Linked DNA regions of Mus musculus: region 1 is linked to region 2. A link is a loop called in an ENCODE intact Hi-C map of the cell type or tissue named here. Cell type or tissue: heart. All regions are shown on one strand. Each heading gives the region's core, and the rest is flanking DNA. Links, peaks and the distances in the headings are about the cores only. Region 1 holds the start of Ccrl2 (chemokine (C-C motif) receptor-like 2). Region 2 holds the start of Tmie (transmembrane inner ear).

Region 1 (10,966 bases), core at 4,600-7,099, 180 kb before region 2:
GTAATAGATAATATAGATAAGATAATATAGATAATGATAGATTGATAAATATGAGAAAATAGATATTTGAAAGGAATATATTAAATTACAGTATTCTTTTTTTGTTTTGTTTTTTGAGACAGGGTTTCTCTGTGTAGCCCTGGCTGTCCTGGAACTCACTTTGTAGACCAGGCTGGCCTCGAACTCAGAAATCTGCCTGCCTCTACCTCCTGAGTGCTGGGATTAAAGGCGTGTGCCACCACGCCTGGCAAATTACAGTATTCTTAAGAAACTAATGCCTATTTCTCAATTTCAAGATAAGTCCCGGGCTGGCGAGATGGCTCAGTGGTTAAGAGCACCGACTGCTCTTTCGAAGGTCCTGAGTTCAAATCCCAGCAACCACATGGTGACTCACAACCACCCATAATGAGATCTGACACCCTCTTCTGGTGCATCTGAAGACAGCTACAGTGTACTAATGAATAATAATAAATAAATCTAAAAAAAAAAAGTCCCTGAAAACTGAGACCCTCTGGCATCATCTCCCTAGTATCCTCCATCCTGTCATCAAACTGAATACAAAGTGTCAGTCAGAAACCACAGCAGCTACTGGAGCAAGAGACATTGTATATAAAAATTACCATCCCAGAGGATGGGCTATGACTAGAGCAAGGAGAGAGACACAGAACACAGGAAAGGCAGTGCAGGGAGCAGCCATCGCCTCCAGGCTAACATGGAACATCCAAAAAAGGAGACTTGGAAGATGTCCAGGGTCCTTCTCCGAAGGTGGCTGGCACACTGTATCCTTTGCTTTTTAAACTGAGTTAAGCCAGGAATGGTGGCACATATCTTCAATCCCATCATAAGCAGAGGCAGGCAGGTCTCTGTGAATTCAGGGCCAGCCTGGTTCATCTAGCAAGCAAGTTCCAGGTCAGACAGGGTTTCACAGTGGGAGACCTTTATGTATATAAATATATTTTTAAATAATTATATCATATATTATTATATTATTTACATGTAACTATATCTAAAATTAATATAGTACACAATCACATACATATAATTAATATTATATTGTCAATTATATTAATAATTAATAATAAATTATTAATAAAGCAATCCATACTTTATTAATTAAATCAACTAAATAGTTAACTTTAGTGGTTATGTATTAATTATAGATTTATGTAATTAATTATAGTTTATATTATTAATAACATATAATTAAAGTATTGATACATAAATCTCATAGCAATTAATAATTAGTTAAATAATTAATAGAAAATAAATGGTTGACACTTAATAAATATTATAATACATTGATAATAACATGTAAATAAACATGAACATATAAATATATGCTATATATAAATATGTAATGTATATTACGTATATAAACATATAATACATGTTTGAAGAGACAGTCAATAGACTGGGAGGAGTATCTCTGCATCTTTGGTGAAAACATTGCTTCCTCTGCAGTAAGAACATTGTAACAGGAAACATAACACAATGAGTGTTGTTTATGGGACCAGTCCTTTGCAGCTTCCCTGCCCATCCTCACCTTGGCTGTCTCTCACTATGAATCTCCTAACCATTCTAGTCTTCCTCCGTTTACTTTGCCCTGAAGACCCCTTGACTACCAACTATCAATGCACTTGATCTATGTATTAGTCAGGGCTCTCTAGAGTCATCGAACTTATGGGTAGACTCTATATAGTAAGGGAACTTGTTGATGTCCAACTCCCCAACAATGGACAGCAGCAGCTGTGGACGGAAGCCCAAGGATCTAGTAATTGCTCAGTCCCACGAGGCAAGCAGGCTAAGAAAAGAGAGCGAATCTTCTTTCTTCCAATGTCCTTATGTAGTTTTCCAACAGAAGGTGTGGCTCAGATTACAGGTGTGTGCCACCATGCCTGGTCCGGGACTTGCTTTGTCCCAGATGACCTTGAACTCAGAGAGTTCCCTGTCTTAATCTTCTGGGATTCATGACCACTATGCCTCAAGATGCTCATGGTTAGAAACTTGTATCTCCCAGCCTCCAGATTAGGATCACAGGTGAGCCTTCCAATTCTGGACTGTATTTCACTCCAGATATAGTCAAGTTTACAACCAGGAATAGCCACTACAATCTATTTTGTTTTTAATCTGTTGACTAGGAACTCTCCGAGGGTCAGGATTTTTGCCTCTTTCACTCACTGGTTTTCTGTCCTTCATCTAGTGTAGGGATGGGCACATGCTAGGTACCATAGAAATGTTTGTTGAGTGAATGAGTGATCACATGTAGGAAAGTACATGGGATGGCATCTCAGACCGATAGCAGGTTGAGTTACAATGACTAGGAGGAACTCAGACCTTCAACGCTAAGGCTTGTGAGCCTCAAATCAGCTATAGAAGGCACTTGGCTTTTACAAGGATAAATGCTGTGGTTTCAGTAAAGGCCACCTCAAGACTCGTGTGCAAAAAGTCCTCAGTCTGGGTACTTTGAGAGGTAATAGGACCGTTAAAAGGTAGAAGTGTGGTAGCAGAAGGAATTGGGGTGACTGGAGATTGTACTTGAAGGGAATATTAGGATCCCAGCCCCCCCCCCTTCACTTCACAGCTAACATTAAGGGAATAGCTTTCTGAGCCATGAGCTCCCACACAGTGCACTGCCTCATCACAATCCCAGAGGCAAAGGGCTGAGTGACCACAGACTGAGGCTTTCGGGAGAGGCTTGTTCTCCTTTTAAAAGTTAATTGCCTCAAATACCGTGTCACTCTGATGGAAAGCTGATAAGACAGTGCTCCGTGTGCTCACAGATGACAAAGCTTCCCGCAGACCTCTGGGTCAGAGGTGTACTTTCTTCTTTCCCATAGCCTTAAAGAAAACAACGAAGACGGGTGAGGATGTGAGGAAAGAGGAACCTTTTACTCCTAGTGGTAATGTACGCTGGTCTAGCCATGACGGAAATCAGTGTGACAACGGTCACTCAGGGACAGATCACTTGACCAGTGTGCATGTGGTTCTAGGCTCAATCCCCAATAGTGGCAAAAAGTTAAAAAATAGAAATGAACATCAGAGTGGAAGTTCCTCAAAAATGGACAAACAACAACAACAAAACTAAAAACAGAACTCCCATGAAACCCGGCTGCACCACTCCTGCATAGATGCTCAAGCAACTCTATGATGTCAGACCTCAGAGGTACTTTCAGCAGTAAAGGAAAATCAAAACTATTACATGTGCAGGAAACTGAAACTGAAAATCATGATGTAAAGTGAAGTAAGCCAAACCCAGAAGGACACATATTGCCTATTTTCTCTTTTAGGTGGAATCTAGACCTAAATGTGTATCTGTGCGTGTGTATGCACACATGTGTATGTACATGTGAATGCACATGTATGTGCACATGTGTGTGCATGCATATGTGTGCACATGTATATATGTGTGTGCATGTGTGTGAGTATATATGTGTGTGTCTCAGAGAGAGAGGGAGAGAGAGAGAGAGAGAGAGAGAGAGAGAGACTGATAAGATGAGAAAGGAGGCCATGATGGGGGAGGAAGGGATCTTAGGCAAAGAACAAGAGAAAAGTTATGATGGGATACATGTGACATGAAAGCAGAAGGAGAAACAGTCATGGGGTAGAAAGATGACCAACAAGAAGGGGCAGGGAAAGGGTTAGGGATGAATAAGAACAACGAATAGTGGCACATATGCATGAATATGCCATAATGAAATACTTTCTTTTGTATGCTAATTTGGAAAAAAAATAATCCTATGGCCTGAATGTGGACAGGCAAATGCTGGGAATCAGACCAAAATCAAGCAATACTGGAAGTTAGGGCCACACGACGAGAGAAGTCGGAGCGATCTTGAATTTACAGACCTGTCCTTTTCCTGGAGAGATTTTAGTTTACCATCAGGGTGTAACACAAAGCACAGAAAGCATATAGGGGACCGACTACCACCTCCACCCCTTACGCATCTAATGAGCACTGTGAATGCTTGTGAGTCTGCCTCCTGTCTAGGACTGAACTATGAACCACTTCCCTTACTCACAGGCCAGGTGTCATGGTGTGGCTCCGGGACATCTAGCTGCAGAAGGGAGAGATCTCAGGAGGCTGACAGCTCAGGGGACCCTGGACTGTAGCCATGTCCACGGGTAGACAGGGCATCCTGGGACCTGGAGATTCCCACTCATGCATAGATACCCCCTACTGGGGGAGGAGAGACCTTATTAGGAAGTGCCTCCGTTCTGGGTTCTCCCTGCTCCAGGGTGAGTTTCATTTTCTGTCCTAGCTTCCAGGATGCTCGGGGCTTAATGTTCACTCATGTTTATCTGGGCTCTTTTCTTTCTGTTTTCTTATTGGTCTCTTCATTACCTATTTCTGTTTTTATAGTTACACTTTCCGTTTCACATGCTGATAATGCAAAGGATGTGCCTAAATCACAGACATCACCTAGTCCCCAGATTAGGTCAGCCATAGCTACACAGAGTCGTGGGCCTGAGGGCAGTTTACACATGCTTCCCGCCCCTCCCCCCCAACTCTTTGAAGTTCTTCTTCTTCTTCTTGAAATACCCATCTTTAACCAGCATCCTTCTCCTCCCGCCCACTCCCTTCCACTCCAAGACCAGGCAACTGTCCAATTCCTTTCTTCATCCCCATTCTCCATTGGAAACCAAGTCTCCCCTCCTCACAGTCCACCTGACCGTGTCCCACACGTCCTCACACAGGACTTTCCCCCGGGGCTTCCCCTGAGCGGGGTCAGCTACATCAAGTGTCCCAGCATCAACTGCTTCCTTCCAGCTGCTTGCAACACTCTTTGCTTTCTGACGTAGGAATGCTCACACCAGACTTGCATTTAGCAGCGCTCCTTTTCTGTCCAGCTCTGTCCCCAACCTCCTTCCCGACTGATACCACTTGCTTCCATGTTCTCTGGTGAGTATGGACACGTTTGTACTCTGGAAACTGTTATCTACTCAGGGAACTTATGTCAGAAGCCAGGGGGTGGGGTGGTGCGTCTCGGCTTCTGACATCACACTCTGATTATCACTGGAAGCAGGCGTGGGTTAGTGTCCTTATCCGAGGCAGCCTGGAGGACAGCTGGCTAAGAGGTACAGAGAAGTCAAACTTGGGATACCGGGAGAGGGAGAGATGAAAACAACTTCTCAATTTCTCTGCGGCTGACAGAAGCTCCTGAGAGAGGCTTTCAGAACTTGATTCCAGCTGGCCCGTGAAAGCTGTGTCTGGACGGGAGAGCCTCAGAGGAATAAACAGTGCCTTCTCTGGCTTCTCCGGGTCATGACCAGTCTGTTCAGAAGGAAGTGGTGTTTCTCTGACCCCACTGTTCCCACAGCCCCCTGGATGGTAGATCATGGGGCTGCACCCTTCCCCACCCTTGGGAACTCAGTCAAACGGTTATCTTTATCTCGCCAGCTTGTCCTCGTGCTTGACCAGCGCAGTTTCACTTTTGCAAACATCTGTTTATATCCCTTGAGAGAAAAAATATCAAGCAACCTGCCTCAAACGACGCTGTTTTGTCCGGTGAGCAAGGTAAGAAACTGTTTTAAACATCTGGGAAGTAGGCGGGCACCAACTTCTGAAGCTTAAGCCAGTCTCTGGTTGTTTTTAACTCTTTGTTTTCTTAGATCCTATCTCCCACGTAGAGTCTCGTTTCAACCAAAGAACTTAAGTGGCTTTAACGTCCCTGACTCTTTCTGTACCAGGCAGTTTCTGTCACATTAGCAGCGTGGTCCCTGGGTGCTTAATGAGGAGATTTGAGTACGGCCGCCCACGCTGGGGTGGGGGGTGGGGGCATAGTTACTTTCAGTCTTTGGCTGTCGGATGGAGGGGAATCATGACCTCTGGTTTCCCCACAGGACAGCCTCCGATGGATAACTACACAGTGGCCCCGGACGATGAATATGATGTCCTAATCTTAGACGACTACCTGGACAACAGTGGGCCGGACCAAGTTCCGGCCCCCGAGTTCCTCTCCCCCCAGCAGGTGCTGCAGTTCTGCTGCGCGGTGTTTGCGGTGGGTCTCTTGGACAACGTGCTGGCGGTGTTTATCTTGGTGAAATACAAAGGACTCAAGAATCTGGGGAACATCTACTTCCTAAACCTGGCACTTTCAAACCTGTGTTTCCTGCTTCCCCTGCCGTTCTGGGCCCATACTGCAGCACACGGGGAAAGCCCTGGCAATGGGACCTGTAAAGTTCTTGTCGGACTCCACTCCTCGGGCTTATACAGCGAGGTGTTTTCCAACATCCTCCTCCTTGTGCAAGGATACAGGGTGTTTTCCCAAGGGCGACTGGCCTCCATCTTCACGACAGTGTCTTGTGGTATTGTTGCGTGCATCCTGGCATGGGCCATGGCTACTGCGCTCTCTTTGCCCGAGTCTGTGTTTTATGAGCCTCGGATGGAAAGACAGAAACACAAGTGTGCCTTTGGCAAACCTCACTTCTTGCCAATCGAAGCGCCGCTCTGGAAGTACGTTCTGACGTCAAAAATGATCATCTTGGTACTTGCTTTTCCTCTGCTGGTTTTTATAATCTGCTGCAGGCAACTGAGGAGAAGGCAGAGCTTCAGGGAGAGACAGTACGACCTCCACAAGCCGGCTCTTGTCATAACGGGCGTGTTCCTTTTGATGTGGGCGCCTTACAACACTGTGCTTTTCCTGTCTGCTTTCCAGGAACACTTGTCCCTGCAGGATGAGAAGAGCAGCTACCACCTGGACGCAAGTGTTCAGGTCACACAGCTGGTAGCGACCACCCACTGCTGCGTCAACCCGCTGCTCTATTTGCTTCTTGACCGGAAGGCCTTTATGAGATACCTTCGCAGCCTGTTCCCACGGTGCAATGATATCCCCTATCAAAGTAGTGGAGGCTATCAGCAAGCGCCTCCAAGGGAAGGTCATGGCAGGCCCATTGAACTGTACAGCAATTTGCATCAAAGGCAGGATATAATATAATATAAACACTCAACCTTGTCTCTTCACATTGTTTTATGCCATTTTTATATGTTTGTATAAAAATAGAATATAAGAGGAAAGGGGGCTGGTTAATGAACATTTACTACTAAGCGTTGAATTTGTCTCTGGCACACGGTTAAGTTATTTATAAAGGTGAATTCCACTCTTCCTCTTTAGCGTTTGTCCGCAGTGTGGGCGTGGGCGGTGTGCATTCCATAAACTGAAGCTCGGTAGTTGTCCAAAGTTACATAACTATAAAGTGGCAAAACTGATGTGTAAACTCAGAGATCACTGGCCCCAGAGTCTGTGAGTTATCCAAGCGTGCCAGCCTTTCAGTAACTGTCAGCTAGCAGTGGTGGCATGTCTGTCATCCCAGCACTCTAGGAGGCGGAGGCAGGAGGCATCTCACAAATGCAAGTATAACCTGACTTCCCCCAACCTCAATTCTTTTTTTTTTGTTGTTGTTGTTGTTCATCAAAATACATGCAATAAATATATATATTTTTAAAGCACATCTTGAAGGTTGGGATTATAGTTTTGTTGGTAGAACATTAGCCCCCCAAGCCCAGCTTTGATCTATAGCATGGCATCTACCTAGTATGATCATGCCCATTTTGTTTTGTTTTGGGAGGCAGGGTTTCTCTGTGTAGCCCTGGCTGTCCAAGAACTCTCTTTGTAGTCGAGGCTAGCCTTGAACTCAGAGATGTGCCTGCCTCTGTTTCCTGAGTGCTAACACCTGGTGATGCCCATCTCAATATCAGCTCAACTCAAGAGGTGGACACAGAAAGATGAGAAGTTCAAGGTCATTCTTGGCTGTAGAGTTAGTTCAAGGTCACCTGGATCCATTAGACCCTGTCTTTAAAAAAAAAAAAAAAAACCCTAAGCCCAAATTGACCAAATTCTAAGTTAGAAGCAAGTGTTGGCTCATGTTCCTGCAGGCCCTGAGAGGTGCTGGCTGCGTGGTAGCGGTGCAAGCCAATGGCAAGGTCTGGTGGAACCTGCTGGGCTCTCTTGACTACTCACTATACTCAGGTTTGTCTGATTCTTCCAGCCCTTGAGTCCTCCGAGGTTTCAGAGTCTGTATTATGAAGGCTCTGTGTCTTAGGAAAGTTAACAAGAGCAGATGTAAAAGTCTATTTAGAAATGTTGGAGTGAAGGAGCGCTGTGACCTTTGAAATATAACACATCCCTCAGGCCTTGTTAGCCTTCGACTACAAATAAGTTCCCACTTCCTTTAGAAGCTGAGTTACACTGGGGGTGGAGGGGGCACCTGCCGGTCAGCAGATAGGCCAGCTCTTTGCCCAGGGATACAGGTCTCAGAGTACAGAGATCTATGAGTGTCCCCTCTTCCTGTGTTAGTGTTCAGAGCTGGACTCCTCACTCCACCGGGGCCGAGGGCTTGTGGCCACAGATCTTCTTTTACAGCTACAATGAGGCTACTAAGTTGGGCAAGATGGGGAGGCAAAGAGTGTAACTAGAGCATCCTCCCAAGGATCCCAGGGCAAAGGGTTCTCCCATGGCATAGGTTAATGTCAGTCACCATCATAGCAGAAGGAAAAGAAATGAAGGCCAGGCAGCGAGGTGGCTCAGCGTGTGGCGACCTTTGTTGTGTAAGCCTGGTGAGCTGAGTCAGTACCCAGAACCTACATGAAGGTGGGAGGAGAGAACTGGCTTTGAAAGTTGTCCTCTGACTTCCACACATGTGCTTTTGCTTGTGTGGAAACATACACACACATGCATATGTACACACATATACATGCACACACAAGCACACACAAACACACACAGATATGCACACATTCATACACACACACATGCACATACATGCATGCACACACACTCATGCAAACACATGCACACACATGCACACATACACACAAACACACATACACACACGAAAGCACACAGATATGTGCACACATGCACACACTCACACACATGTGCACACATGCATACATACACATATGCATACACACTCATGCACACACACACACACATTTTAAATGTCTCCAAGAAACTAAAATTGGAATTCTTGTGTATTGCTGGTGGGAATATAAAATGACACAACCAGTTCAGAAAGAGATTTTTTTCTTTGTTTTTCAAGACAGAGTTTCTCTGTTAGCCCTGGCTGTCCTGGAACTCACTCTCTAGACCAGGCTGACTTTGAATTCAGAGATATGCCTGCCTTTGCCTCCTGAGTGCTGGGATCAAAGGCATGTGCCACTATCGCCCCAAGATGAAAGTTTCTTTAAAAGCTAAATATATAGTTACCAGTCATTCCACTTCTAAATGCGTACCAAAGAAAATTGAAGTAGGAAACAACCCTGCACACACTTATTCACAGACTTTCACGGAAGCTGTATTTATACGGCTGTAAGCTGCCGTTGATCCACCGGTTCCTCAACAGATGAATGGAGAAAGAGCCGTAGACTGCGGAATCATGTGGCTTTATGCATGAAGTCTTAAAAGGCGGAGCAGAAGATGGCTTCTGCTCAGTTATATATTCCAATTTCCAATGTGTTAAGTTTTGTTTTTATTTGGATAAAATTTTAGAAAGCACAATCTAATCCTTGGTGGCTGAAGCTGTGGTTATTTCGGATGCTTAGATAGGAAGCATATGGGATTCATTAGAAAAGGCACAAGGACAATGAGGAGGCTGGTGGACGTGTTCATTATCTGGATGGAAGTGTTTGCACTAACACTGTCGTCTATTCTGCATCAACTGTACTCCAGTATGGCTGCCTTTAAAAGCCTCTGGGGGCCCTCTGATGTCTTAGTGCAGGCTGTCTCTGAGACAGCCTGGGGTCCTCTGCTGCTCAGGTTTCCATCAGATACTCAGAGTTTCCGCGAAGCACAAGGGAAGACCTCCCATCTCTACCACTGACTAAGGAGGAGAGTAGGGACAGCACACTACAAGGAGCACAGTTGCAAGACAGACAGACAGACAGACTCAGGAAGAGAGTGTCTCAGCAGGCATGCAAGAGGGTCGGGGATTTCAGGACTATCATCTCATCACAGACTTAAGGTCTTTCCTCTCCAACCACTTCTGTTCCATGTCAAACAGAAGTCTCCGAGGGGATCACATCGCTCCCTGATACTTAGCGATAGGGATGAACTCAAAGGACGGCCTTGTCAGAATTTCCAGAATGAAAGTTCAGAAAGTGGAAAGATCTGGAAATCCTAATGGGAGCTGTAAGGAAGAGAGATGCTGAGAATCAAGAGTGGGTATGGTATGATGTACTCAAAACCCGAATCTGCAAGGCCTTTCTTCTGCGTTAGACTAAGTAGACTGTTCCTTAAGCATAAACAAACTTGAGGCCAAGTGAGATGGCTCAGAAGGTGAGGGTGCTTACCGTCGGGCTGGTGACCCTATTTGGGCCCCTGGATCCACAGAGTGGAAGGAGAGAGCCAACTCCAAGCCGTCCTCTGACTTCTATATTTATGCTTGGGTACACACACTAATAAAACTGTAACAAAATTAAAAATAGCACTAGCTTTTCTATTTCCCACAAATACTATAATTAAAAAAAACTAACAAACAGAAAAATGACTAGTGTAGTTAAAAATATAGTGCTTCTCTTTTGCTTGCAAGTTATTTGCCAGTGGAAGAAACTTTTGATTGGTCTTGTCTGTGAGAAGGCCTGTCACTGTAGAATATTGTGGTAGGTGAGGCTGAGGCTTGGGCCAGCCATCAGCCTTCAGTCTTACCATGGCAGCCATACAAAGACAGATCTTGTGTCTGGGCACTGAAATCCACCCTTCCAGCTCTCTAGACCACACTGCCTAGGAAAGGGACCACACATTCTCAGGAAAGGGTGTAGACATCCCAGCAGGGATGAAGATATGGTTCTCTAGCCCTCAGATATCAGACTATTGAAACAACGAAAGGAGTTGGATTTTCCCCAGGAATCTCATGATAGAGAAGGGGAGCTGGGTGGGCATCTTGTCTTCTGGGAAGAGATTTCACACAGTTCTGAGCACTTGTTAGACCACCTTTCAGGACAGACTAGACTGGAGACAATGTTCCACAT
Region 2 (10,966 bases), core at 2,798-5,297:
GTCTAACAAGGGAGAAATCGTATCCCTGGGGGGCCCTCCTGTGCCCCCTTCCCCACTGAGGCCTACACTCGCCAGCTAAGAGCAGAGGCTGCATCTTACCGCTGGGAGCCCTCCTGTGCCCCCCTTCCCCACTGAGGCCTACACTCACCAGCTAAGAGCAGAGGCTGCAGGATGAGACTGATGGTTCGAGCAAGAGTCGTTGAGAAGACCTCCTCCAGCCGGAGCAGGTCTGCCTCCTCAGAGCTAGACATAGCCAGGGTGCGGCGAGGCACTCGGCCTACTGGGTAGGAAGGACACAGGTCAGAGAACATGGCAGGGGCGCAAATATCCTCCCCAGTTCCCAGAGGTAAGGCCCATAATCACCTACATCAGAGTCAATCAGTGAGTCCAGCTTCTCACAGAGAGGAGGTCTCTCCTGGCCACTGACCCTGCCCTGCTCCCTGCCCCAGAGGGAATAAAAGCTGAAAACTACCAAGGGAAGCATCGCTTCCCGCCCGAAAGCATGTGTTCTTTCAGCCTAGTTTCGGCCTGCTCAGACACTCCATGAACCCAGGCACCCAGGGGGATAACTACCTCATCGTTCTTTGTCCTGGATATCTTTCCACTGAAAGGCCCCACTCAGGGACTCTGTGATCTTTGGGGCAAGGGGCACAGATGCTATCAGCTATCAGATAGGTTGAGCTATATCTGATATGCTATCAGATATCAGCTCAACAATATGCTGATATCCAGACTCAGGGTCCTTGTCACTAAATAGAGCTCAGTAAGCCAGGGGAGATCTGATACAACAGCAGTCTGGAGGCCTCCTGATGAAGCCACCGGGGAGACAAGAGGACAGCAGAGTGTAGTGGGGCACACCCAGCACTGGGGAGGCAGAGGCAGCAGGATTTTGCTATGGACTCCAGGGCAGTAACCTAAGATATGACCTTATCAGAAAGGAAGGGGGAAAGAGAAGGACTGAGGAGAGGAAAGGAGGGAGAGAGGGAGGGAGGGAAGGAGGGAGGGAGAGAGAAAAAGGAACAGGAAGAAGACAGCTTAGTAGCAAGGAAAAGTAAAAGTTCGGGGCTGGAGAGATGGCTCAGCAGTTAAGAGCACTAACTGCTCTTCCAAAGGTCCTGAGTTCAAATCCCAGCAACTACATGATGGCTCACAATCATCCATAATGAAATCTGATGCCCTTTTCTGGGGTGTGCAGGGTTGGAGCGAGCAGGGTCAGAGCAAGCAGGGGCTGGAGCGAGAGCTAGAAAGTTGGCTCAGCGGTTAAGAACACTGACTGCTCTTCCAAAGGTCCTGAGTTCAAATCCCAGCAACCACATGGTGACTCACAACCCTCTGTAATGAGATGGTATGCCCTCTTCTGGTGTGTCTGAAAACAGCTACAGTGTACTTACATATAATAAATAAATACATCTTAAAAAGAAAGAAAGAAAGGTTCATTGAAATGTCTGCCCAGCCTGTGAGGATGGCCCACCTTCATTGGCCGGCAGACAAGCCTCACTTTGCCTCAGTCAACCCTGAAGATCATGCAGAGCTTCAGAACGAGGGAACAGGAGATCACACATCAGACTCAGCAAGACAAACCTGGTGACAGGTGACAGAAGGGCAATGAGAAAACTCAGCACGGACAGGAGCCCAGCCCCTGTAAGTCCACCTCCCCCAACCAGACTGAGCAGGATAAGTGGGTCCCACTCAGGAACAGGGTCACTGAGGTAGGCAGGCAGATCAGCTGCCCTAACTGAGCGATCTTAAGCAAGCTGCAATACAGCATCCTGACTCGAGGCACAGGTAGTGAGGAAGCATGTCTGAACCTAGTCCACAGCTGGGCTGTCTGTGGCCCTGCTCAGGCAAAGCCTCCCAAAGCCAGCCCTCACTGTCTTCACTTGGCAAGGATGTTCATCTGCCCAAGTGGCCTGACCCGGAGGGACGCCTCGGGGTGGGGTTAAAGCGTTTTCACTCTGCCTTGTCCTGACACTCTGAAAACGTTTGAAATGAGCAGACTGGGGTGAGTCAGATGTCATCGGGGTGGCCAATGATGGGCAGGTAGGCAGGCACCCCAAATGTCATGAGAGCATCACAGGTCCCTGGCAGAACCTAGGGCTCAGGAGAACTGGCTGCAGAACAGAGCAGGGCGGGGACCTCAGAACTCTGGCCCAGACATTCCTGCCCCACCTTTCCTGCTGCAGTTTGGCTGCATGGGGAGGAGGAGAGACAGGAAAAGGAAGCCGCTAGACACCCAACAGGAGCCATCTTTGCTGGCAGTAAACATAGTGCCTCCCCCCAAACACAGACAAGCAGAGGGTGAGGAGGACAGACTCGGGATCCTCTGGTTCGGCATCTGGTTTCCACTGGCCATGAGAGCCCAGCTGAGGGACTGAGGTGGGCCAAGTGACCTGGGCCTCCCTGACCCTCAACCATGTTTCCAGACATTGATAGACTGGAACGTCTATCCCTATAACCTTGAACTACCCTGGTACCCTGCCCACATTTAGCCGGCTGTCCACAAGAGATCCATCTCAGCCTGATATGTCATAGCTTACCCATCCCTGGTCCTCTCTGAAAAGGAGATCTAACTAGACCAGGACATTTCAGACTCCTGTGGTTGCCCCTCAAAAGAATAAACTGTAGAGAGACGCTTCTCTTGGCATGGATAGACTGGACCTGGGTAGATACGACAGACCCAGATTAGCAGCCACTAACTCTATAGTAGTACCTTTTAGGTCTGTGGTCCCAGAAGGATTTCCACCCCCAGGAAATCACATCACCAGAGGAAAGGGCAGACATTAAACATGGATGGTAAAGGTGGCCCAGGAAGGCTACATCTGGAGTCTGATATAGAAGTCTCCCAGCTAGGAGCTAGAAGCGGTGTCGTGAGTAAAAGGCCAGACACGAGTGTTTGAGAGTATGAGCCAGCAAGAATATTCTCTCTAGCCCTGGGCCCAGCACCCATCCCATAGCCCTCTGGTCAACAACACGGCTTCCTCATACTCTCCCTCCTGCCAACTCTGGGGTCCTGAGTGGCAGGCTGTGCAAACGGTGAATTTGAGGCATGGAAAGTCCAGGAGGGTGTAGAGATACTATCTGTAGATCAGGTGCAGAGCTCAGACCCAGGCCCCTCACTCCCAGCCCTAACAGGCTCACGAGAACTAAGTGGCTCAGAGGTGCTGGGTGACTCACTGAGGTACACCCAGCATTCCTAGTAGGGCCCAGCCTCCCTTCTCACCCCGGGTAGACTTGGTTCAAAAGCTGCAGGGTGAGGCCAAAAAAGTTAAGCTGGGTGCACAGGTGACTCAGCTATTGTCCTTGTGGCCATCTAAACAGTAGCTAGACCTTTCCCTTGCATTCTTGGCCTCTGTCCACACCAGATCGCTCCCAAGCAGGGTCACTGGGGCCTTCCCTGCCCTCACCCAGTTCTGGCCCCTCAGGCCCCTTAAGCCGCACCCTAGCATGGCACTCACTCTGGTATTTCCTGATCTGGAGTGGCATGGACCTTATTTCTGCTTTTCCTGGACTATGCTAGAGGCCCATTAATCAACCTACATGCCCGGTGGGCAGTGGAGAAAGTGCTCCAGGCAAGTGCACAAAACTGTCACACGGGCCCTCCAGTCTTCAGCCCCTTCTCTGCCTCTCTTGCCCTACATGCCTCCCAGTCTCCGCATTAGCTTTTCCCGACTGCATTAGTCAGTTCCAAACTACTCTGCTCCAACATTCGGACATCCGTCTAGGCTCCTCCCAGGCAGGCAACACCACCTTTTCGGCTTCTCTGTCAGCCCTTCCGCCCTGACCAGCCAGGTCACCTGCTCCTGGCAGCCTCTCTCCCTCTGGGTGATAAACTCGCACCTGGGTTCTGGCCTGGACGCAGGGCACGGTGCTCGCGCTCCGCACTGCTGCTAGGGGTTGGACCCCGCGCTGCGTTTAAACCGGAGCCGGGCGGCCACGGGACCGGGAGGAGGAAGCTGAGACCGAAGATGGAGGGCTCGTGACCATGGCAGCGGGAGGAGGAGAGAGCCCCCACCCGCAGCTGAGCTCGTGGGGCAGCGGACCCCGCCCACCGACGCGCGCTCTTACCTGCGCTTTGCGCCGCGGTGCCCCGAGTGGCCGCGCAGCTCCGCGCCGGGCCGCCCTTCCTCTCCGCGCCCCGCCCCGAGGTGTTGTTCGCGCGGGGGCGTCTCCGAGGAGGCGGGGCTCGGCCTCGGAATGTCCCCAAGCCAACAACTCTCTCCCAGAGCCTCTCCCGCCAGACTGCGAAAGCTCCCCTTCGGTCGGTCCGCGAGCTCCCCAGGATCGCACCCTGGCTGTCTTTCGCCTTTTACCTCCCTCTCCAGATCCGAGGACGGCAGGCAGTGCCTGGGGCCACCCCGATTTCCTTACCCACCAACTCTGCCCAGGCTGTAGCTCTGAAATCTTGCCGACCCCCTTTGGGTCACTGGGCACCCCCCCCCCCTCACCCTCACACACCCGCGAAGGAGCCCTGGGTAGATTCGGGAAACTTGTTGCTTAGAGCAGTTGGCCATGATGATCCGAAGACCCTGAACTGGGCATGCTTTGGTAGCAGCTACTGCTGTGTGTAACCTTGAAGGAGGCCCCCTGCATTCATTCCGGGTACAGCCTGAAGCTGGCCAGTTTCCTGTGCCAAAGCCTTCGACCTTGGAAAGAGCAGCGCAGTTCCAAACCAAAGTCTTGGAAGGAGGAGGGACCATGGTTCAAACCTGTAACAAAGAGGCCTGCTGTCCAGCTGCCGGGCTCCCTTTTGGCCAGCAAGCAAGTCACCCCTCCACCTGCAGTGGCACCCGGCCTCTAGGAGCTGCTGACTAGCCTGGCTGAGTTGCTTCTAAGCCTTCCAAGCCTGAGTACAGAGAGAAGCCTGGGGAGGAGACAGCTGTGAAAGAGCAAGGATAGTCCACCTGCCCCCTACCCAAGTTTTGGACAGCCTCCATGCATTCTGCCAGAGAGAAAAGAGACTTCTAAGAGTTTCTCAGAAGGGGCCTGCCAACTTCAGCATCCCTGGCTCCCTTGGGGTGCTTTCTGGTGAGCATTTAAGTTCTGCCAATCTGCCCTACAGTGGCAGGCTCCAAGTTTGTTGCCCAAGAACCCTACCGCGGTTGCTGCTCTTGTTCACTTCCCTGCTCCAATCTTGGTCTCTCCATCGTCAAGAACCCTCCCGAGCCTCTTCTTCCCTCTCCACTCGGCCAAAACATCTCCTTCCTTCCAGCCTTTTCTTTCTTTCTTGTAAATACTTTTTTAAAAGATAAATGTATTACAGGTTCTTTTTTTTTTTTTTCATGTATGATGTGTATGTATATCCATGCAGGAGTGTGTGAGTGTGTGAGTGTGTGTGTGTGTGTGTGTGTGTGTGATGTTTGGCTGTGTCTCCTCTGGTGCTTTTTTTTTTTTTTGAGACAGCCTCTCATAGGCCTTCACCTAACCACATAGACTAGACTGAGTGCCCAGTGAGTACCTGACTGTCCCTGCCTCCCTGTAATGGGATTACAATTGTCTGCCACCACACCTTGCTTTTTCACATGGGTTTTGGGGATCATGCCTACATGCAAGTACTGAACTGAGGTGACACCTCAACCCCAGCTTTGCTGCTTTCAATACTCTCCTGTGTACCCCGCTCCCACCTCCCCTACCCCCGAGGATGCACCATCCCCCAGATACCTACTTCTCTAACCCCTGCCCTCTGCCTGCCTGGGAGGAAGAAAGGGGCATCCCAGCTTCCTTCATGAGATGCGACGACTTTCTCATCCACTCAGCCTTCTCACATGCATCCCCACTCCTTGTTCTGTTATCTGCCTCGAGGCAAGGCCTACCTGGTATCTCTTCCAGTTAGTCCTTGACAGAGGGCCGGATTCTGCCCCACTCCCCCGGTAGTACCCAAAGTTTGAGATCTACTGAATCCCCTGCCCTTCCCCACCTCATCACAGGGCTCCTGTTTCAGCTCCTCACAGATTTGCACATGGCATGTGCATGTATACAGTTCCCCATGGGAGGCATGTGGCCACATATGTACTCAGCTGGGCCACACATCTCCATGGTAGCAGCCCCATTCGTGGGCACTTGTGCATCCGTGTCCAAGGACATAGACTGACACACAGACATAGAGCCACATGCAGAATGCAAGGCCCTTCCCTACGCACGCACCAGTGTCTTACCACATTAGCTCAGGTTCATGCACATACAGGCTGGGCTCAGCCCTGAGCTATTCTGGGTCGGGCTTAGGGCCAACAAGTTCAGGAACAGCCAGCTCCCAGCACTCCCAGCTGCTGTGTCACTGGCCCAGGCTATCTAACTCCCACCCCCACCTCAGGCTAAGTCCATGGTGGCCTGGATCCTAGCCTGGCTCTGTGACTGGGTTGTCCATTCACTACCCCTCAGCTTCTCCAAAGCTAGGCCTTGAGTTCCATTATATCAACTCCATGAAAGGAGTGTCCACGGGGTCTCCTGGCCATTGCCCAGTTCCCTACCCATGGCTTCCAATGCAGAAGCCCTGGAGGCTGACTTTGGTCCCCACAGGAAACCCATCAGACATAAAAATAGTACTACAGGGACAAGTAGTATTTGTCATGCCAGTACACATGCCACCACACAGGAAGGAATGCCCTCTTCCAGGGAGCCAGAACTCCCCCACCCCAGCTTTGATGTGCCCAGCTGGTGGGGGTGCAGGGGCATGTTGAGGGGACCTGGTAAGAAGCCATACAATACCAGAGGTTGTCAGAGGCCTGAATCAGAGGCAGGAGACTGAGTTGAGTGTTGCAATTTCTGAGGTCTAAGGCCAAACAGAGCTCCTCCCTGCGACTCCTCCCTCACTAGAGAACAGGGTAGATCTGGCAAGATGGCTCAGCCAGAAAGTGCAAGCAGGCAAGTACTGGACACCCTGGCAACCTGAGATCAGTCTAGAGAACCCATAGAAAACTACCAAGGGGAAAGCTACTCCACAAAGTTGGTCTCTGATCCCTACATGGCATGCACTCGGTACACACACACACACACACACACACACACACACTAATAAATTAAGGGCTGTAGGGCATGGTGGCACAGGGCTTTGACCTAGCACTCTGGAAGCCAAGGCCAGTAGACCTCTTTGAGTTCAAGACCAGCCTGGTCCACATAGCAAGCTCCAGGCCAGTCAGTGTCACATAGTTTTTCCTCAAAGGAAAAAAAGAAAAACAAAACAGAAAATGGAGGAGACATAGAGTCACTGCAAAGGCCAGCATCCTGACCACGGTGTATGCAAGTTTCATTTTCACTGGAAAACTGGAAACACCCTAAACGTCTAACAATAGAACACTGATGGCCTGAGATCTATGGATTTGCTTTCCTTCCATAGAGCCTTCCACAATGACAGTAAAGACTGGCATTTAGCATGGCTTCACATGGACCTGCTTAGCAGACAAGGACTGATGGTTAGGTAACCAGCTGTGGGCCAGAGTTCACAGCCATCCGCATCAGTAAGGTGCTTTGCTTTGTCGCTTCATTTGGTTTGGTTTGTTGTTTAGTTTGGTTTGGTGTGGTTTGGTTTGGTTTGGTTTTGAGACAGGTCTCATGGTGTCCAGGCTGGGTTTGAACTCCTGATCCTCTAGCCACTTCCCAAGTGCTGAGTTTAAGCTTTAATGACTACAGATGTTATATTTTTAAAAATGCAACAAATTTATAAGAGGTATAATTTGAAAACTTAATTATTTAAATTCTCTTACATTCACTATGTTTTGTGAATTTTGAATAACATCCCTGTTGGCCAACTTCTTCAACTTCAGAGGGGGAAAAACAAGAAATTTAAATAAGTAAGCGTTCAAATGCTATTTCTTCTGTCTTACTATGTAGCCCTGACTGGCCCAGAACTCACTATGTAGACCAGGCTGACCTCAAACCCACAGTGATCCTCCTGCCTCTGACTCCTAAGTGCTGGGGTTATAGATGTATGGCATTTACCTTCAATTATCAAATGGTATGTCTTATAAGTTCATAGCTTTTATACTTATTTGGTTATTAGCACTTAAAACTACTACACTAAGACTTTTCAGACACCCTGTTATTCTAAGTCAATTGAATTTTGAAGCCTATAAGATAGTATGACAGTATCATGTGCCTGTGTGTGTGTGTGTGTGTCACACACACACACACACACACACACACACAGAGAGAGAGAGAGAGAGAGAGAGAGAGAGAGAGAGAGAGAGAGAGAGAGACCTGGAAGAGATGTAGCATGCTTCTGTCTCTGTCTCTGTCTCTCTCTCTCCTCCCTCTCCTTCCATTTGTTTTTATTTATTTTTTCAGTGCTGGTGACTGAACACAGGCAAGTGCTCTGCCATGAAGCCACAAGTCCAGCTGGCCTTACTTTTTGGCAGACAAACAAGACAATGCACTTTAATTCTTAAGATGAACTTATTCTTTTTTTTTTTTTCTGTGTATGAATGTTTTGCCTGTATGTACACCATGTGCCTGCCGAGTTCAGGAGAAAATGTCAAATCCTTCTGGGACTGGAGTTACTGATAGTTGAGAGCCACCCCGAGGATGCTGGAAATCAAACTTGGGACCTCTGCAAGAGCAACAAATGCTCCTAACCACTGAGCCTCTTCCAAGAGAATGAACTTTGAACATCAGTACCTTCCTGGGCTGAGCAGCAAGGGAAGTCCTGTGAGCAGCAGACCAATGTGTCCTGCTAAGGTGAGCCGGCTTTCAAAGCCAACAGTCACTGCACCCTCCCCTTCCCCCACCATTAGCCCTCTGATAGCCTCTGGATCCTCATTTCTCCAGGCTAGAGCGCAGAAGCAGAGAGGACCTATGGTCTTCCCAGTGCCACAACCCAGTTGCCTGGTTCACTTGGACAAAGTTCAGCCCTGCCTCTCTAAGCACGCGCCCTGAGGGTGATTATCCCCCGCCCCCCTCCCCCCCCCCCGCCTCCCCCACCTGCTGCCACCCACAGTGATCAATGTGGCTGTCAGTAGCCTAGCCCAGGCCTAGCCTGTGGCTGAGGCAGAGACCTGCTGCTGCTGCTGCAGTTGAAGAAGCATTCCTGGGGGCAGCGGGGAAGGGTTTATCCTGTAGTGTTGTTTTAGGATTTTATTCTGTTTCTTGCTTGCTTTGGATGAAGCGACCCCTAGGTTTTGCCAGCTACTGTTGAGCCTGACTTTGATGGGCCCCCTGGGCCTACAGTCCTTTTCAGACAGCAGCCGTTTTCCTGGCTGCCTTGTCATCTGGGGTCCCTGAAGGGCAACTGGCCTTCTGCTCCCTGTTGAGGCCTCCATCCTTATCCATCAATGGCACATCTAGAATAGAGCCCTATGAGACCCAGTTGGAAAGGCCTTGCTGAGGAGTCCCCACCCCCACCCCACCCCACCCCCACCCCCCTCACACAGCCGGGCCTGGCCTCCACAGCTGTTCTTGGTGAGAGAGAGATGCTGGGCCTGCTTCTGCTAGCACTCAGCGAGCAGGTGATAGTGGGGAAGGAAAATGGGAGAGTGAGATGGACTGTGCATAGCTTAGTTCCATTTCCCAGCTCCTACTTGGCTCTAAGACCACAGCCCCTCCCTTGGGTCTCCACAGCTGCTCAGAAACTCCATCCCTGGGCAGTCAATGTTCCCACAGGGAACCAACTTTAAGGACTTGCTAGAGTCAAGACCCAGGCTATATTGCAGGATATTCAGCAGGGTCAGAAAATGATCCTCCAGGGATAGCTGACCTTGTTCTGTGGAGCAGAGGCGCCTTCCACAACACCAACATATGGCCAGCTCAAACTATAGTATTTCTGCTTCTCCACATCCTCCCCTCCCTCTGCTTTGGTGTCCAGGGTGACCAGAGCTGCCTCTGGGCAGGAAGCCAGCCTAGAAAGTCCAGGATATCCCTCAGTGCCTGTCAGTCACCATGGCAACATGCCCGCTCTGCCCCCTCCCAAGTCCAGTACCATTTTTTCCCCAAACTCAGGACGTCAGAATGGGAAGGGCCTCCTAGATCAGTCAATTCCAGCCCCTCCTCTGTCCCAAGTGGAGAAACTGAGGCCCAAGGGAGAAGGATCGGGGGTGGAGGTGGGGTGGAGGTGGGGGGTGGGAGGTATATGTTGGTCAAGGACCTACCCCTAATTGTTTCCCTTCCTCCCGCCCTGCTCCCTCTACCTCAGTGTTCTTGAGTGGAATGGGAGGTCTAAAGGTCTGATAGCTTAGGCGGGGTGCCACCCACACCTACCCTCACCCCAGCAGTGATGGCGCAGGTGGCGTCCCGGGAACCTGACACCCAAGATGAATAAATGATGCGGACTCAACCTCCCGCAGCCAGAACTCTCCGCGGCCGCTGCCACCACCACCGTCTCCGCCTGCTGGTGGCCAGGGACAGTCACCTGGTAGCTCTGTGCATCAGCCCCCTGGACTCTCAGGACCTGCACCGGAGCGCGCGGCAAACGAGAGAACATGGCCGGGAGGCAGCATGGCTCGGGGCGGCTCTGGGCGCTGGGCGGCGCCGCGCTGGGGGCTTGCCTGGCGGGTGTCGCCACGCAGCTGGTAGAGGTGAGGCACGGCGTCATGGAGGGCTCGGGATGCTGGCACCGTCGAGGCAGGGGCCGGCGGGTGCGTGGAGCTGTCTCTATCCCTTCATCTTGCTTGGTGGGGTGACATGGCCCCTTGCCCTTCACGCTTAGAGGCACTGGTCTGACGGCGGAGCACAGCCTCTGACTTCAGGGACACAAGGAGTTTGTGTCCATGTGTGGAGGAGGGATACAGCTTTGCCATCTGGGCTTTGTTTTCCTAGAGGATGGGGAAAGGGGACTTTTAGGTCTTAGTTTTCTTGAATTCTAGTCTCATAGAGGATATTCGGACCCTGGGTTTAGGGTATGCTAGGGGAACTGGCCTTTCTCTACACACGTCTCCCTACCTTAGGCCAGACCCGGGAAAATCCACCTAGGATCTAGTGATTACTGGAACTGTGGAAGGTTTCTCAACAATTCTTCTTTGGAAGAGAATGACGAGAAAAGGTC

The links. Hi-C counts contacts between places; a loop is a spot of excess contacts. Peaks named below come from ENCODE experiments on the same cell type or tissue, not always from the same donor. Only the 100,000 strongest peaks of a DNase experiment are listed, where the experiment ranks them.
Region 1: a loop joins it to region 2, with 2.3 times the contacts of the local background. A loop is called at or near these places in 1 of 42 quality-filtered maps.

The regions. Positions count from the first base shown.
Region 1 is chr9:111,051,315-111,062,280 of GRCm38, reverse strand. It overlaps Ccrl2 (chemokine (C-C motif) receptor-like 2), which reads left to right and starts at 4,763. Exons shown (of 3, transcript NM_001302376.1): 1 at 4,763-4,900; 2 at 5,399-5,515; 3 at 5,842-7,447. The coding sequence starts at 5,853. The coding sequence ends at 6,935. In heart, for the core only: CTCF peaks have their summits at 5,247 and 6,120; a DNase peak (open chromatin) is centred at 4,900; H3K4me3 peaks cover 2,311 bases; H3K27ac peaks cover 2,182 bases.
Region 2 is chr9:110,873,329-110,884,294 of GRCm38, reverse strand. Tmie (transmembrane inner ear) reads left to right here and starts at 4,222. Exons shown (of 6, transcript NM_146260.3): 1 at 4,222-5,025; 2 at 8,456-8,667; 3 at 10,269-10,499. The coding sequence starts at 10,404. It overlaps Als2cl (ALS2 C-terminal like), which reads right to left and starts at 4,121. Exons shown (of 27, transcript NM_001146059.1): 1 at 4,066-4,121; 2 at 1,472-1,581; 3 at 149-280. The coding sequence starts at 251. In heart, for the core only: a CTCF peak has its summit at 4,049; DNase peaks (open chromatin) are centred at 3,354, 4,084, 4,664 and 4,959; H3K4me3 peaks cover 1,590 bases; H3K27ac peaks cover 1,469 bases; H3K27me3 peaks cover 2,365 bases.